Linked DNA regions of Homo sapiens: region 1 is linked to region 2. Evidence: chromatin loops called from intact Hi-C (ENCODE). Cell type or tissue: Caco-2. All regions are shown on one strand. Each heading gives the region's core, and the rest is flanking DNA. Links, peaks and the distances in the headings are about the cores only.

Evidence for each region. A loop is a pair of places that touch in the nucleus more often than their neighbours do. Peaks named below come from ENCODE experiments on the same cell type or tissue, not always from the same donor. Only the 100,000 strongest peaks of a DNase experiment are listed, where the experiment ranks them.
Region 1: it touches region 2 in a loop (3-fold over the local background); 3 of 110 quality-filtered maps call a loop at or near these places.

What each region holds. Positions count from the first base shown.
Region 1 is chr9:7,962,687-7,971,585 of GRCh38, reverse strand. No RefSeq gene overlaps it. Among named protein-coding and RNA genes, the nearest start is that of DMAC1, 170 kb to the right of the region's middle. In Caco-2, for the core only: no CTCF peak of the experiment used is centred there; a DNase peak (open chromatin) is centred at 3,535.
Region 2 is chr9:7,896,750-7,905,648 of GRCh38, reverse strand. No RefSeq gene overlaps it. Among named protein-coding and RNA genes, the nearest start is that of DMAC1, 100 kb to the right of the region's middle. In Caco-2, for the core only: no CTCF peak of the experiment used is centred there; a DNase peak (open chromatin) is centred at 3,778.

The DNA.
Region 1 (8,899 bases), core at 384-8,383, 66 kb before region 2:
TGCCAATCATAATCCCAAAGACACAATGCTGAATGTCATAATGCCAAATGTTGAAATCCTGAAAGATCGAAACCCCTAAAGTATAAACCCCTAAAGTCTAAAATCCCTAACAGCTGATTGAATCCCCAAACTATAATGACAGACTTGAAATTAAGTGTGATCAAGGCTTCTAAAAGAACATTTCAAGTTGTTAACCAATAAATTTTGCTTTTTCATTCAGCCCAATGCATTTAACAGAAAATTCAGATGAATGGATTGGCCACATGATATGACAATAAGGAAAACTTCAGTTTAAAAATGAGTCATTTGCCAGCATTGGCAACCCTTCCAGCTGATGACATTCCAGGAGCTTTTAATGAATTAAAGCTGCATTTTCCTGAAGAAGCCAGTGAAGTTACTGGCTGGTTAGAAAATAATTATGTGCATGGTAGGATAAGAAGTCACTTATGCAACAGTGTTGCTGTTCCATCACCAGTATTGTTTCTGCCAAATTTGTGGTCTATATATGAGCACATGTAAAATGAATTTCCTTGAGCCCAGAACAACGTAGAAGTATGGCACAGAATATGGGAAAATGTAATAGAAAACGCTTATGTCAGTTCATACTGAATTATAAAAAAATTTCAGAAACAGCAGTGCCATGTAGAAAATGAATGTGATGTATTCTCTGAGAAGAACCACGCCCTAAGAGGAAGAAAGCAGTTACTTATTGTGTTGCAAGTCTTCAAAATACAGTTAATGATGGGGAAAGTTGGCCAGCTCTTAGGAGCGACCTCTATGCAATTTGCCTATAATCCATCCCTATAATATACAGTTTTCATATGCTAATTTTTCTTTTTAGTGTTTTGTTTTCTTTTTTAGTGTTTTCCCCCACTATTTTAAATTGTCAGCATTATTTTTTGCAGTTCGATATACTATGTATTTTACCTTCACATCATTTTCAATATTGGAGGCATACATTGTGTAAAGACTTTTAAAGAGTTCTAATTTCTTGTATGCATCTTTTGCAAATTTGATTAGACAAATATAACAACATTGATATAGTGTGTTTGTATTGTGTGTATATGTAAAAACTTTACAATTTCCTCAATCAATGAAGGGACGTTCTTTTTGAACATCTGCATTCGTGAAAGATAAAATGCCCCAAGATCTTGGCTCTTTGAGCATCTGCCTATGTGGTCCTGACTCATCTCAGTTTTTGATTAGTCTCATCAAAAGTCTTAGGTTGTCTGTCATGGTTTTTCAGATGACTGCAGTTATATAGGCTATTCTTAAATTCATCTGCTTATAACTGTTATACTCATGCTACTGTTGCTAGCATGCTGGAGTGTTTATACTTGCAAAAATATACATGTTATTACTGTCCCTTTTATGTATAAAGCAGCCTATGAAGTGTTCTGTCATATTTTATGTTTCTCAAATAAACCACCTTTTATAAATGTAAGTAAAACCAACATTTTAAAATGCAAATTTTATAAAAAATTTATAAAGTTATTTTTTCCTAGAATTATATTTTCAGTATTTTGACATTTCAGAATTGTGATTTTCATGATTTTAGATTTTAGGAATTTTGGTCTTTCAGGATTTCAGCATTCAGGATCATAGTGTTCAGGATTATGGTCCAAACCTTAGCACCACCTGCCTAGATCCTGCTTATAGTACCACTACCCGAGTTGTGAAAACCAAAAATGTCTCTGGACATGGTCAAATGTCCCTTGGGGCAAAGAGATAAAATATTCCCACCCCTGTCCCCCATTGAGAAGTGCTGGTCAAGGTGACTTATAAAAAATCATTCAGAAAGTGTGACAAAATAAAAACTAAGACCTGTACCACCTACCACCTATGCTCTTTTCCTTGGAGAACTTGGACTCAGAGGATAAGATAACTAATTACCTTTTGTTTTGTTTTGTTTTGTTTTTAGACAGAGTTTCACTCTTATCTCCCAGGCTGGAGTGCAGTGGCATGATCTCGGCTCACTGCAACTTCCGCCTCCAGGGTTCAAGCAATTCTCCCGCCTCAGCCTCCCGAAAAGCTGTGATTACAAGCGTGTGCCACCATGCCCAGCTAATTTTTATATTTTTTAGTAGAGACGGGGTTTCCCCACATTGGCCAGGCTGGTCTCAAACTCCTGATCTCAGGTGATTCGCCAGCCTCAGCCTCCCAAAGTGTTGGGATTACAGGCGTGAGCCACCACGCCTGGCCAAGATACCTAATTACTAAAACTACTTTCATTTACATTCACAGATAGGAATGAAACCACTGTAATTCACAGATGGGGATGCCCACAGATCATTCAAAGCATGCACTTTCCAGATATAAAATCAAATCATCAAGTATTAAATAGACACCTAACACATGAAAAGGATTATGTGAGGAGCACAGAGAGGAACTGTAATATGTCCTGCCTATTTTATGTTTCTATTTTTCATATTTCTCTTAATTTCTGCCACTGGCCTACTTACCCCAGATTCTAGGGCCAATCTCAAAAGGAGAAATTTAAACAACTGTATATCAGTAGAGCACAGTCACAATAATAATTTAGCTTTTGCTGATGTTGTACTCTGGTGTACTCTAGTTCAGGGCAAAAGTTTTTTGTAAAGGGCTAGATAGTAAACATTTTAAGCTTTGCAGGACATATGGTCTCTGTCGTAACTACTCAACTTGTCTTTGTAGCTGGAAAGCAACCATCGATAACATGTAAATGAATAGTTGTAGCTCTGTTCCAACAAAACTTTATTTGCAAAAACAGGTTGAACTTGGCCTGTGGCCTATAGTTTGCCAACATCTGCTCTGGTGCAATGAATTATGTTCTTTACTTATTTACCAAATCTTTCTTCCATCCATACTCGTATCCCAATTGCAGTCTACAAGTTCATAGGCACAGGAAATATAATGTTATTTACTTTAACTTAAAATAATTTCTGCTTTCTGGTGAGTGGAGAATGTAGAACTAAAACTAAAAAAACTAAAAACTAATTCTCAGCCAGTTCAGATTTGTCTCAGCTTCTCCATAATCAATTTGGGATTATCTCATTGACTTTAGTGTTTTCTCCATCAACTCAAGGTGTTTCCTTCCTTTCCCAATTGTGTCTGAGTTTTGGAAGGCTCTTGTAGCGCAATGCATTAGTGGAAAAGAGTAACTGGTTGTCTGCTTTTGTCTACCCACTGCCCTTAATATTCCTTCTGATTTCTGCTTATTGACCTACAATTCACTCCCTTTTTAATAGAGGTTTTATTATGCCTATATTATATTTATTATTGAGGTAGGATAAGGCCAACAGATCAGGAGATGATTGACATTGATGAGATAATTTGTTATACTCACAGATCCCAAGAGGAGGAGCACATCATGCTATGGTGCGAGGGGACACATGGGGAATCACCAGGGTTAGTCAGGAGGCAGAGGGAGAGAAAGGAATTGTGAGCAAGATACTTTATTGTGGTTTCCGTTGGAAGAAACAGGTAAGGCAGGTTAAACAGGTTTAGGATTGGCCAGTTTGAATGATTTCAGTGGACTCTGGTGTGTCAGGGCTGTCCCTAGTTATCTAGTACCTGGCCCTGGGGTAATTAGTTCAGGTGAATAGTGTCTCAGAATGTGAGATCAATCCAGAGCCCACATTCCTAACCACCTTTAAAAGGAGGTGGTTAGGAATGTGGGATCTGGATTGGTTGGTTTGCATTTTAAAAGCCTGCTAGTTGAGCTGGCAAGGTTTTTACTATCTTTAGGAATTGGCCAGCCCTAGTTGGGATAGTTCCTTCAGGGTCAGCAAGGGCCTAGGTGTCAAAGGATCAAAACATAGAAAATAAAAGACATGGTCATTACACTTTTCTATTCACACTGAAAAGACTTGTAAGCCCCTGCTCTCTGGGCTATAGCTACACTGCTTCTCAGGTCCGTGGTGAAAGTTCTGAGCATCCTTATACCATGTCTAGGGCAGAGGAACTTCATAAGCTTACTTCCTGTTGACTAAGAGACTTTCTAGTCACCTCAACTCCTCTATGTGACCCAGAGGAGAAAGCCAAGGCTGGCTGCCTCTTCAACATTCAATTAGGAAGCAAGGCACAGATCAGCGCCACCATTAGACCTCCCAGACTGATCTTGGATTCTAAAGTCCCAGTGCCTGGTCTCAGTTGGAGAGAGGCGCACGAGCATATGACCCCTTTCAGAACATTTCATGTGCTTAAAACCTTGCTTTCCTCTGGCTTAACGTTCTCATCCAGCCTAGAGGAATCTAACCTTGCTGTAGGGTGGAGGTGAAGTGGGGAAAACCAGCTCTTGCCAGCTTTGTTTTCTTTCCGACCTATTGCTTCATGCATAAACTTTATGCCCTGTGTCCCCTGGAGCTGTAGATTTTGAAACTCAAAACCAAGAATTTCGAAACTCATAACTTTTTTTCTTATACCACTGTCTCTGTCACAATTTTCAAAAGTTTATTTTGCCACTCAAAAGCTGAGCTTTGACTCCTTTTGTCTTTGGCATTTTGTTTTGTGATATCGCAGAGGAAGAAATCTGGGAAGGAGAAACACATCTGTTAATATATCAAAATATTATCTTGCCACACCAGGTACACCCACTGGCTACCGGTCTTATTTCTCTTGATTAACTTCTGCCGTGAATGCTTTGCTAGAATCCTGGCCCTTCTCCTGGACTTTCTTGTCCTCCTCATGCAATCTTTATATTCTCCCCTTCTCCAGTAGAACTGTGCTCCCACTACTGAAGAATTATCCCAGATACCCAAACATAAAACAGGAGTTTTCACCCTACAGATTTTGAAATGTTCACCCATACAACTTTTTTTCACTCTCTCTTTTTCTTACAAACCTGGATATCAGAACATCTAGGTGAAGAGGGAAAGTTTAATATGTTAATTCGCTACCTTGTGCACACTGAGGGGCTTCTAAAGTAAAAATTTGCAGGTAGGTGAGAAACTAAAACTAACCAAGCTTAATGTCTTTGTGTGCCGCCAAACATGGTTTAACTACAGACACTGGTTCCTGCACACAAAAAGGACTGCCTGCTTTTTCACATATTTGTCCTTCCTTTATTCACTTGTTCAATAAATATTTTTAGAGCACTTGATGTGTGCCAGGAACTGATTAAGTCGCTGTGTATATACTAGTGAACAAAAAAGACAAAATCTACCACCTGCACAGAATATATGTTCCAATGGCCAGAAATAATTGTATAATTACTAACACATATAGTACTTCTTTTTTTATGTGCCAGGCATTGATTTAATCCCCATAATCACCTGATGACATAGTTACTACTATCATTCCGATTTTATAGACAATATTTTGTAATTTGCCCAAGATTTGAGAAGTAATAAGAGGCAGAACTAGAACTTGATCCCAAGCAGGTTGGCTCTAGAGTCCACCTTTCAATCACTCAGGTCTCCCGCCTCCAGCTTATAAGTAAATTATACAGGATCTTAAAATTCAATGATTTTATGGGAAAAATAAAGTCGAAAAAGAGAGTAGGGCATGCTAGGGCAGATTGCAATGTAAAACGGGGTAATTAGGGAAGACTTGACTAAGATATGTCATTTGAGTAAAGACTTGAAGGAGGTGAGAAAGCCAGAAAGATAAATATCTATGGGAAAGGTGCTCAGGCAGAAGGAATAGCAATTGCAAAGTCCCTGAGTCAGGACTATGTCTGGCATTCACAGGAGCAATTTTGCATGCCACTTTACCAAAGTAGATGATGGCTATTTATCACAAAACAACCATTTTTGAGTTCTGCTAATACTTTGAGAAAATGCAAAACATTAAAAAATGATCTGTCATGTCTCCTTTCTAATAATTTTAAAGCAGCATTTTTGTAACTTTCCCTTCCACAATTAAAAACAGAAATAGATAGATGAGACTAAAAAGGGTTAAAAAGCAAGAGCAAGGAAAAAAAGAGATTCATTACCATCATTCCTCATTGCTGACGATGTGCTATAAACGATGAACAAAAATGTTAAGCAAGTGAAAACAAAAACAAGCCCAGATTTTAATGTATGTTTCTTTTCAGATAAAAATTGTCATCCTTGTCAATTTTTCTTCACAATGTCTAAGCATTATAGGTTGAATGGCACGGATGCTCCTATTGGTAATATAGGCATTAGGCTAGAGGTAAACCTAATCAATCTGACCTGCCCTAGAAAGAATTTGCAGAGCTGGTCTTGGCTGAAGTTAAGTTGGTGTTTGTTGTTGCATTCACTTTGCCCTGGACTTCTCCAAACTCTCCATCAACCAGTTGATATTGTTCCTGATTTACAGGAATCAGAGATTAAACACCTTGCAACAGAGGCTGCCCAGCCAGATCCTGGCAGAACTGATGTGCGGCTCATGAATGCCTGGCTGTTTTGCTCCTCTCTGTAACAGATGGCTTGTTTCTAAGGACAAAGTTCTTTATTTTCTTTCAAGTATTCCTTGGGTTGTATAAAGAATGGGGGTTCTGGCAGCTCGGTGTTCATCCTCCTCAATCGTAGAAGACATTCATCAAGGTCTAATGAGAAGAGGTCTTAGACTCAGAATCAAGAGAGCAGGGCATAGATTCCAGATTTTTCACTAACTAGTGAAGCAGTTTATAAAAGTGAACTTTTTATCCTCTTCAAACCTCAGTATCCTCACTTTAAAAAGGAAGACAAGAGTTGCTGTTTCTATAGTTTTCATAGGGTGTTCAAAAAAAATGAGACAGTACGTCAAAGTGCATTAAAATTAGTCTTTAGCAATAAAAGGATTTGGTATTATTCTGTCTTATTTTTCCAATTTTTTATTCATGAATAAATCTTAAGATTTTTCCAGTCTGCTTATTCCCAAGTTTAACTTCCTAAATTTCCTTAACCTCCTGTCTTCTTTATCTGTATTTACTACTTAAGCTGTTACGTTTCACAACTAACTTATTTTTAAGTTAAATTATTTTGATTCAACTCACTTACTTAAACATTCCTTAATACTATAGTTTTGTTGATTCTTTTTCTCATATGTCCTCTTGTCTGCAGTTAATTTGTATACATTCTTATGTGACATTGGCGGACATTCACTTTGATATAGTACAAGGAACACAGCAGTCAACTAGATTTAATCCAAGTCTCTGACTGTACTTGTTTGGCCACACTGCTCCCATCTGCCTGGACCAACGAGATGAAATGCAAGTGCCTGGGTCTCTTGAACAGAAGGAATACATATGCACTTGGGTGGAAGTATGGAATCCATGCTGAGTAAGATTACGAAAAAATGTGGGGAGCCGAAAAAAGAAGCACAACTGAGGTGACACAAGAAAATGATGCTGTTCTGAGCTAGTTGGAAAGTCAACCAGAACTCTTTGAGGAGACTGAAGAGTTCTGTTTCCCCCATTTTTCTCATTTTTCCCTATTTTACCCATTTTTATAGGCAATTGTTTAATGACTTTTGTTAGAAATATAACTTAGTCTCAAAAACTAATATGAAGATTGAGTCAAGAGAAAAAAATTTCTTCTCTGATGAATTATCTGATGTCCTTGGATGATGGTAAGCTGATGTTGATTCCTCTTTCTCCTCTGCCATTTATTCTCCACTGTGTCTCCCTGTCTTTATTCTGTCTACCTTATCCCCTCCAATCCTTTACTCTTTTTACCTTTTAAACTTTTTTTTGGCTATAATATTTGGTTCGTTTAGTCTCTTACTCTCTCTTAGACTGTGATCCTCTTGAAGTCAGGGGTTATATCGTTCTTACAGTACTTCTATTTCCAGCTTCATATCCTAATGCAAGTCCCGATAAGTTGACAAATGAATTTCTCAGCCTTCATTTAATTCTGTATAGACTCATTCTGTTCTCACAAAAGTAACACTGGATATCAAATAGCAAATAGCAAAACAGTGGAGGAATCTATGCAACTTCTACTTCCAAACATCAGTGTAATGATTTCAAGCCTTGGAGCCTTGGGGGCTCCTTGAATTCTGGGGGAAAAATTTAAAAGCAGTATGCTAGTGAGAAATTATGTTACACATCAAGATCTCCAGAAGTAGATGGTGAGACTAAATTTGGGGAGCAAGATGTTTGTTAGGTATCGACACTCATGAAGGTTAGAAGGAAGCACACTTGGGCAGAGTGAGAGAGGCCAAAGTTTGCTATAGGTCCAAATAGCCTCAGCCACCCTATGCCAGAGTGGAGGTGGAGGACATCTGAAGCAAATATTCCTTGTTAGAGATGTCCCAAGTTTTGGACTAGCAGGCTTTTTGCAGCTGCGGTCTACCCTGAGGGAGGTGACCGTTTCCAGCTGTCAGCTGACTATGCTCTCCACAGCTGGGCAACAAGTCTCTTCTTGAAGACAAATCTGTGTGGCATGTCTCCCCCTCGACCCCTTGACTTGTCAACACTATAATTGTATATAGAGATTAAAAAGTGCACTTGCTGCCAAGTTGGCATTGAGGAGTTTAATTCCACACTGAGCAATATTGAGTCAACTGTGAAAGTGACCTATGAAACATCTCTGTGGTTACGTCTTTTATAACTCACATTTCCTTCTTTGTTTATAGCTCAGCTATCCCTTCCTTGATGCAGGTTGTAAACGAGTCCTAAAATTCAAACCCCATGCTTTTGCCAATTGTGCACAGCAACTGGTTGATCTGTTGCAACTGCAGTTACAGAAAAGGTTGACATTATTTTTGGGTGGCAAAATTACTAGAAATGCCTATGCCCAGTGTCACTGTCCTCATATACAAAATACTAACAAAGGATCAGGGGTCATATGCCAGCCTGAAATGAGTGGGAACTATAAACATTAATCAGAGAGACTTTGCAATTACTGAAACATTTATGAGAAAGCAGTTATAAACCATTGCAAATGGTTTCCTCTTCTCTCTCTCCCCTGATTGTCTGTCACCTCTTCATTCTATGGTGTCTTCCTTTGCTTGTTTAGATGCTTCTGAT
Region 2 (8,899 bases), core at 411-8,410:
CCATAAATCTATACAATTATTGTCAATTGAAAATAAAATTTTTATAAAATACAGTGAAGGATCCTCCCTTAGAGACTTAGGTTATTCTCCTGCCTGATACCTTAATTTCAGACTTCTTTCATTCAGAACAGTAAAACAATAGCTTACTATTGTTTTGAGTCACCCAGTTTGTAGCACAGTACTTTGTTACAACAACCCTAGGAATCTCATACAAGGCATAAAGACAGTTGCTGTGATTTAGATCTCTACATAACACACATTGATCAAACAGCTGACCTTCTGTGCCTCACACTGGGCTCAGCACTACAAAGCTGGTTAAGGAGTCATGGTTCCTTTGCTTTGCTCAGAAGGTTAAACTAACGCTGGTGTTATGTCTCTCAGCCTGTCCAGGCACACGAATGCCTTCTATTTTGTTGTTGATCACTGCATTGCCTTTCAGGAAAATTTACTGGTCTCTTATATGATAGTATCACCTGAGAACACCAATTCAGTTGAGACTATAGGTTTGAAAAGTTTTTGAAAAAAAGTCACCAGAAAGGACACAATAGTAAGAATATCCAGTTGCAAGCTAAGGTTCTCAGAGGGCACTTAGAGCTGCAAGTGAATACACTGTTTGCTTAGAGATAGTTGTCTGCACACATGGTGGTTGAGTGGGGGGCCAGGCTGCCTGGGTTCATACTGAAGCTCCCCACCTACTGCCTTCGGTGAGTTACTTAATCTCTTTGTGGCTCAGTTTCTCCTTAATCTCTTTGTGGCTCAGTTTCTCATCTACATTTGCCTTAACACTTTCTTGGAAAAAATAAGTAGTTAATCAATACAAATTACTTAGACTAGTACTTGGCCCATAGTAAATGCTCCATACATGTTAACTATTATTTTATATATAAGCATTTCTGAGTGTTTATAAATAGATTTCTATATCAAAGTTATAAGTAAAATAATTTTCTAGGAAAATATGTTTTGGGGACTAGAATTTTTTGCATGCTGATGCATCTTTCTATCCACCAGAGATTCTTATGGGATAGGAAAACACAAAATCACTTTGAAAATAAGTATTGGTGTTATTCAATGAGTTTTATAACATCCAGCAATCTAGTAGTCTGGAAAGAACAAAAACGGAGAAGAGGAAGGGGACAAGAAAGCAAATAGGCTTAATGAAGAAGTGTGGGTATGGATGTGTACATTTTGTGTGTGTCTATGTGTATGTGTTTAGGGAGTTAGAAGTGGGGAGATAGACTTCATCATAGAGAGAGATGGATACATTTTTACTGTTTCCCTCTGTATCTCTCTGGAACTTAACTGATTCCATTAATTTTCTATACGATGACCAGAAAACCAATAAGTTGAGCCTACTTTTTCAAATCATGGTAGTAATTATATAGAGTGAATTGCACAAATATTAAGTGTAGAGCTCAAGAACATTTTGAAATATCTTAATAATCAATTGCCAGATCAAGATATATAACATTTCTATCATTCCAGAAAAGTTCTCTTGTACTTCTTTTAGGTCAATAGCACTTTAGAGCGAGATGCCTAAATGTATAATTAGCATTATATAAATGAAATTGTGTGTACTATTTTGTGACTTTTATTTTTAGCTCAACATAATGTTTTGAATCTATATTGCGGCATGTATGAGTAGTTCATTCCTTTTCAATGCTCAGTAGTATTCTATTATATGATTATACTATACATTGCATATCCTTTCTTTTCTTCATGGACATTTGGGTTGTTTCTTATTTTCATGGTTCCAAACCCAAATAAGAAGGATTAATTCAGTGGTCTTCAAAATTTTTTAATCAGTAGAACTGTTTTTTTAGCTGAAATCTATGTGAAAGTGCAGCATATATAAAATATATGAAACAAATCTCTTCTAGATAAAAATTGGAGATTTGGAGACGCTGACTCCTAGTATAGCTCCTCCCCATTCCTCCCATAGCCTTAATTTTTAAATCTTGTCTCAAAAGAATAGCGTTCCACAGGAATACTTTTAAATAAACACTTGTTTAACCATCAACACATCCATTATATTTGTTTAGGACCCCAAAAAAATAACAAATTATGACACACATAATTTCAAAACCTCAACAACTCTTTAAGCCATTGTTGCTTGAAAGAAGTGACACCCATTTACAGATGAGGACACTAGCATAGCTAAAGGTCTCATCTCGGGTAACAAAGCTACGTCACCTTGGCACATTACCGAATGTAATGTGCTTCCCGGTCAAGTCGGATTGCCAGACTTCCTGGTCAAGTCTGATTCTCTCCTCTCTGCTACGTGAGAACTGATACCTGCTCATATTATAGCCTATTTGCACATCCAAATGGTTCCCAGTGTGCTTGGAAATGTGTGGATTTTTGTCAGTCTTTGTTTTGTTGTTTGACTTTAATTCAATCATCATTCCAAAAGCCTATATTCAGTGCCTACAATGCAAGACACTCTATGGGGATATCAAGGCATCTGTGTCTACAAATTGGACTACTGGAGTTTCCTTAATGTATTAGTTTCCATACTCTAATCATGTCAGCCACTTTAAAAAAACATTCCAGCTATAGCATTACATTCCTATTCATCTTGGAGTGTTGAGAATTCTCATTTTTCCACTCGATGATGGAAACAATGGTGTTCCCAGTGTCCCCATTCTACCTTCCATAATGTGGAATACTTTAGCATATAGTGATTTCCTGCCAAAATAACTCTGAAAAAAATACTTTAAAGTATAAAAATATTTACGAATACATTCCTATATAAAATATCCTTATTGCTTCTGGGTCATGTATTAGAGTAACTGTCCCAGACAAGACCCTGTGCAAGCATGGAGATCCGGTGTCTGAAGGTTCAGGATAAATCTCCAAATCTTTTGTCTTAGTTCATAATGAGACCTGGTACTGAATTAACATCTTTGGTTCATTGACGAAATAATTATTTGTGACATTTTCAAATACCCTAATTTGGTGAAAAGAACACAAATCAAAGGCGTCCCCAAATCATCATTACCTTATGCAGAGATACCTGGCTCCCAGCTGGTAGTCAATAAACACTTGAGCTGCTGCCTTATTTTTTTTTTTTTCATTACTTTTGATGTTTGTCTTGACCTGTGAGGTGGTTTCTGTGAGTAAGGGTAACAATGTCCAAATGCCTCCAGGTGTTCATATGAACACATGCCCCAAGGTCAGCTTTCAAAATAGATGAGAATCACTTTGGGGCTTTTCTGTTTCCCCTGGCTTTGCAATGAGGGGCTCAAGAAGTGGTGGCTCCACACTGGAAAGATGTGAGAATAAGTTCATTAAAAAGTTTTATGCCTTTAAAAAGAGCAGGAAAAAAGACTAATATATGTGAAGAAGAGTATACGAAAGTCCCTTGGGTTACCAATGGCTATGGAACCAGTGCTGCAAATGAGCCCTGAAATCTAAATTGGTTTAGAAATAGAAGAAATGGCATTATTCAGTACCATTTCACAATAAGTGCCACCACTTAGTGCTCTAGTTTGGCTTTTTATGTATTTATGTGAGTACGTTGGGTGTCCATCTGGATCTTTTAATCTATCCAGTTATATGCTTGGGTGTGTTCTCTGCATAATATCCTTCCTCCCAGGCCTCTGGAAACGCATGAACAAATACTGACTTGGGGGGAAAAGAATTTTTGCTGATTAGAGAACAAAGCAAGAATGTTAAACTCAGCAGGGGATTTTGATTTGCCTGCCATGGAAGGGCTGAGTGTACGCTTTTGGATTGTATGGGCCCTCTTTGGTTTTGGAAGTTTGACCTGCTGCACTCCCATAAAGGAATCACAAAGCCCTAGATGGCCAAGCACCACTCACTAAATTTGGAATCCTTGCAATGGTGTAAAGAGCAACTTCTCTTATCTTCAGATGCGGATGACGCATTCTTGCACAAATATATGGAGGCCCCTGGAATGCATCCAAAAGTAAATGTTACCACTTAAGAGAATTTCAAGAGAAATGTTAGGTAAAGAGAGCCCAAAGCACTAACATCGTCTCAATTTTTAGCTCATCCAGGGAACTTCTTAGCATAACATGATATTAGAAGTAGCCTAGGCTAGTTAAGAACAGGGACTCTGGAGCTGTTCCACCTCAGTTTGTCTCAGTTCTATTGCTAAATAGCTATAAAATCACTAATCTTGGGTGAGTCACCTAATCCCTCAACACCTTAATTTCTTTATCTGTAAAATGGGCATGATAACAGTGGTAGTTATTGTATATTGTTGCAAGTATATATACAAAGCACGTAATAAACTCAATATTGAATAGTAGATACTTTTATTGTTTTCCTTATATTTTTATTGTTTCCATAAAAGAAAGGCTTTATACCAGCAATTATTGAGGGCTTTTTAATGTCCCTTTTGTATTAGAAGAAAAAAAGATGGGGGTAGGTAGTGAAAAATGTCATCTGTTTCTTTCCAAGAACACTAAACAAACTACAGACCTGTCTGTAGTAATGGAATCTATCCGCAAGAGATACATTTACTTTGAACAGTCAACCACAAATACAGCCTCTTCATATAGCGAAATAAATAAAAAATGCTTATTTTATTCCAAGAGTCTGCTCATGCTCTTATGGTGCTGATATCTTCTATCACTTTTTTCCTTTAATGCACTGTATCCATGGACAACTTTTACAACCTGCTGTGAGGTAGAGATCCTATCTATATTATTCATCTCTCTTCACCCAAAATGAACATAGCACACAGGAGCTACTTCATAAATATTTTGGTATTGAATAAACAAATTAATATATCTTCCATGTTCTTCCCACTTAAAGAGCCCCACCCTATTCATTCATTCGTATGCATATGCCCTACTCACGCAACACACTTTCATACTTGGCTCTCCCTCTATCCTATCACCTCAGATGTAACTCTTATTTATTTCTCAAAGCTTACATCAAAACAGCTCTTCCAAAATGCCTTTCCTCATTTTGCCAACTCAATGTGCTATATCCTTGAACTCCCATATGCTTTTCCTTTAACACTCTTAGTATACTTATGATTTCTTGCCTTCATTATAATGATGCATGGAAGCGGCACATATCTACAGTGGACCCATAAGGTCAGGCACTGATTTGTATCTTACACAGTGGCTACTATTCAAAACACATTTATTAAAAGCTAAACAAAAAGTTTTTAATAAGTGTATTTTATTATAAAATATAAAATTATATATAAAGTATATATAGTTCAGCAGGCATATGTTTACATATCCACTTCAAACCACTTCAGGCTACAATCTGAACTAAAAAGGCTTATGGTTATACTATGGGAATCAAACTTGTTTTCTAAACCCCAGTTCCTTGATTTGGCCAACAGAAGGACCTAGTCCATTTGAATTTATTCTGAGGAGTAGCTTGGTAACCTATTGACTTAGTTTTTCAGTTCTTGTGAATGCTTAGCTATTATTAAACTTAACAGAAGGTAAGAGTGACCCACAAGATGTTTTTCAAAACACATTTCTTGATATGGGTAGCTAGTTTTGCTATCTACTGTTAATTGATATCCTTCTAATTGTGACCCTTCTCATGTCCCACTTTGGAACTTATCTTGAATTATGAGAGTAGATAGCTCTCCTTAGCAGATTTCTGCTGGCATATTCTCCAGAATATGTTCCATGAGCAAATAGCATAAATGTTGGATAGTGAAGTCAGAGAATCTGTGAATTTGCCCCTGGGTTATGTGGCCAGCTTAACCAGCAGCAGCCTTTTGGATCTAGAATATTCTATCAGATAACAGTCCTGCTTTGCTCCTTCCCGGGACAGTGTGCCTATTGGGAGCACTGCTAAAGAGGCCGACAAAGGTAACTTTTTCGGGCATTAAATTTGATCAAGTCATTTCCAATTCTTGTTGGAAACAGGAAGAGTATAAATAATAAATAAATTGATTAATGCAATCATATTGGTTTAGCAAGTTACTGAATATAGCAATGCATTTTCAAAAGTCATCTAAGGAAAATAACAAGACATAATGGAAGCAACTTTCTAATAGGATTTTGAAAACATAGCTTGAGTCCTGACTCTGCCACCTACTAATTAACTACTTCTCAAGTTGTTTTCTTCTTTGGCCTTAGCTTCCCCATCTGTAAGATGTAAACAGAAAAAAATAACTCTCACAGAATACCTTACTGAGTGGCAGGGACCCTCAGAGTGGCATCCCCTTTAATCCTCATGAAGGGGCAGCACCATTATTATGTTACTGATGAAGAAACTGTAGCTCAGAGAGATTCTATCACATGCCCAACATCAGCGACCATGAGTGAAGACAAAACTTGAACCTAGGTCTATTAACCTCTAAATCCTGCACATCTCTTACTCATCCACAGTGTATCAGATACTACCACCTATCCTGATGACCTAGTACCACAGGGATGAAATGTGGTAGTGAAAGAGAAAATTATTTACAGATAGCAATGTGTGCTACTGTAACTGAGGTGCAATGATCAGTTTTAGTCCGAAACAATTAATTGCCTATTAGACTACAAAATACAAAATTTAAAAAAAAAAACCTACACACTAAAATACACCTCTTAGATTTGTTTGCTAAACTCTGTTATATTTCCATCCTCCCTACCATGAGGTGGTAGGGGTTGGTCTTCAATATGCAGTAGAGTCTCTGTCCTTTTTCCTCCCTAACCATGCTATAGGCTCCTCTATTCATTTCCCATTGTTGCCATAACAAATTACTACAAATGTAGTAGCATAAAACAACAGTTTTTTTACCTTATGATTCTGGAGGTCAGAAGTTTCAATGGGTCTCGCTGGGCTAAAATCATGGTGTTGGCAGGGCTGGGTTCCTTTCTGCAGGCTATAGAAGACAGTCTATTTTCTTCCCTTTTTCAGCTTCTAAAGGTTGCCAGCTTCTGGAGCACTGGCTGGTGGCCCCTTCCTTTAACTCCGAGGCCCATAACAACTGGTTGAGGCTCGGTCACATCATATCTTTCTGACATTGACAGTTCTGCCTTGCTGTTTCACATTTTAGGACCGTTCTGATTACATTGGGCACACCAGGGCAACTCAAGATAATATCCTTATTATAAAGTCAGCTGATCAGCAACCTTAATTCTACTCACAACCTTAATTCCCCCTCATCATGTAATATGCCATATTCCCAGGTTCCAGGGATTAAGAGTCATGTATCCTTGGAGGGCCATTATTCTGCCTATCACAGCCGTCCCAGGGAGGAAACTGAATCTTAGTCTTCTAGAAGTCTAACCACATTCCTGGGTACTGCTATAGCATGGGACCTTGTAGAGAATTCTGGTTCAGAATGTGGTTCCTGGAGCTGTATGCCTGGGTTCAAGTGCCAGCTCTAGTACTTACTAGCAGTGTGGCCTTGAGCCAATTACTTCTCTATGCTTCTATTTCTTCATCTGTAAAGGGGGATAAAGAAAGTAATAAGAGCAAATACTTACATAGTGTTTAGCTTGTGTCAGACACTATTCTAAGCCCTTTTACATATATTTCCACATTTATAGCTCAAAGCAACCCTCTGAGGTTGTTTCTATTATTACTCCCATTTTACAGATATGGAAATCAAGGAACTGAGTTGGTTAGTAACTTTTCCAAGGTTACATAGTTCATAAGAGGCAGAGTCAGGGCTTATACCCAAGCAATACTGCTTCAGAGTCCTGCTCCTAACCACCACAGCAAACAACATTATACAATTGTCGAGAGGATTAAAGAAGTTAATATTTACTTTGTGTTTAGAATTATACCTGGAATGTTTTAAGACCTATAGCTATTACTATAATAGGCAGTGTTCTGTTTCTAAAACCGTTGAATTAATACAATTGGCAAAAGAAATTTAGTGTTAGGTCATCCTGTGTTTATCCCTTTTACATACAAACATCATTACACTTTTGTCTGACTTTCCACTTCAATCCTCAACCTCCTAGGATAAGTCTCCAAGCCATTTCCCCAGATTCTTCGCTTCATCAACTCAACTAATTTTGAAATTTCTGCTGTGAGTCTAAAGCTTTTTTGGAAAACAACTAATGCTAACAAATGACTTTTCCTGCCTCAGTCTTGACTTGTCTTCAGCATTGAACTCACATTTCTAAGACTTTTGTTGAAGTTCTGGCAGAACTATTGGCTGGCTACAGACCTTGGATTGAGTATTAGCATCCTCATTTGTAAAATAGGGATAAAATTCTCGAGAAGACTGTTTAAGGATCAAACGAGAAATGCACATAAAATTGATATATAAAAGTAAAATGCTTTTCGAATTCGGGCAAAGTTAGTATTAACTTGCACATACACTGTCAAGAAATACTGGCTATGGTTGAGCCTAAACATGGTGACCTATAGTTGTGAACTATAGTTTTCAGTGTAATATATAAAAAAAAAATACTGCATAAAATGGCAATTCTGCCTCTGTGAACATCTTCTCTTTTCTCTCCTTCTCCAATGTAGAGACACAGAAATAGAGCACGAATCTGGAAGAAGAATTTTTTTTCAGCATAATTTCCTGACCCTTAACAATTATATCTTACAGAATAGTCATAGGAACTAAGATAATGTATATAAAAATGGCCAGCTGCCAGGTCTAGCACTTAGTTAACAAAAATATCAATTGTCATCATCGTTATTATTATCATTATTATCATTTGTATCATGAAACACAAGGATCAAACAAAAAATGTTCCCCTGGACTACAGCCTAAACTCCATTGTATTTACTTTTTTTTTTTTCCATGGGCCACCTTCATCTTCAGGCCATCCTAGAACTTCCTTTTTTCTTTTCAGGTGGATGTCTAAGGCTATAGAACCATTCTGATTACATTGGGCACACCAGGGCAATGGTGAAATTTCCATTGATCAGAAAATAAGGTCTGTCAAGTACTTCAAAATTGTACCAATCAGAGCAGCTTTTCAATAACTTCTCCATAGTT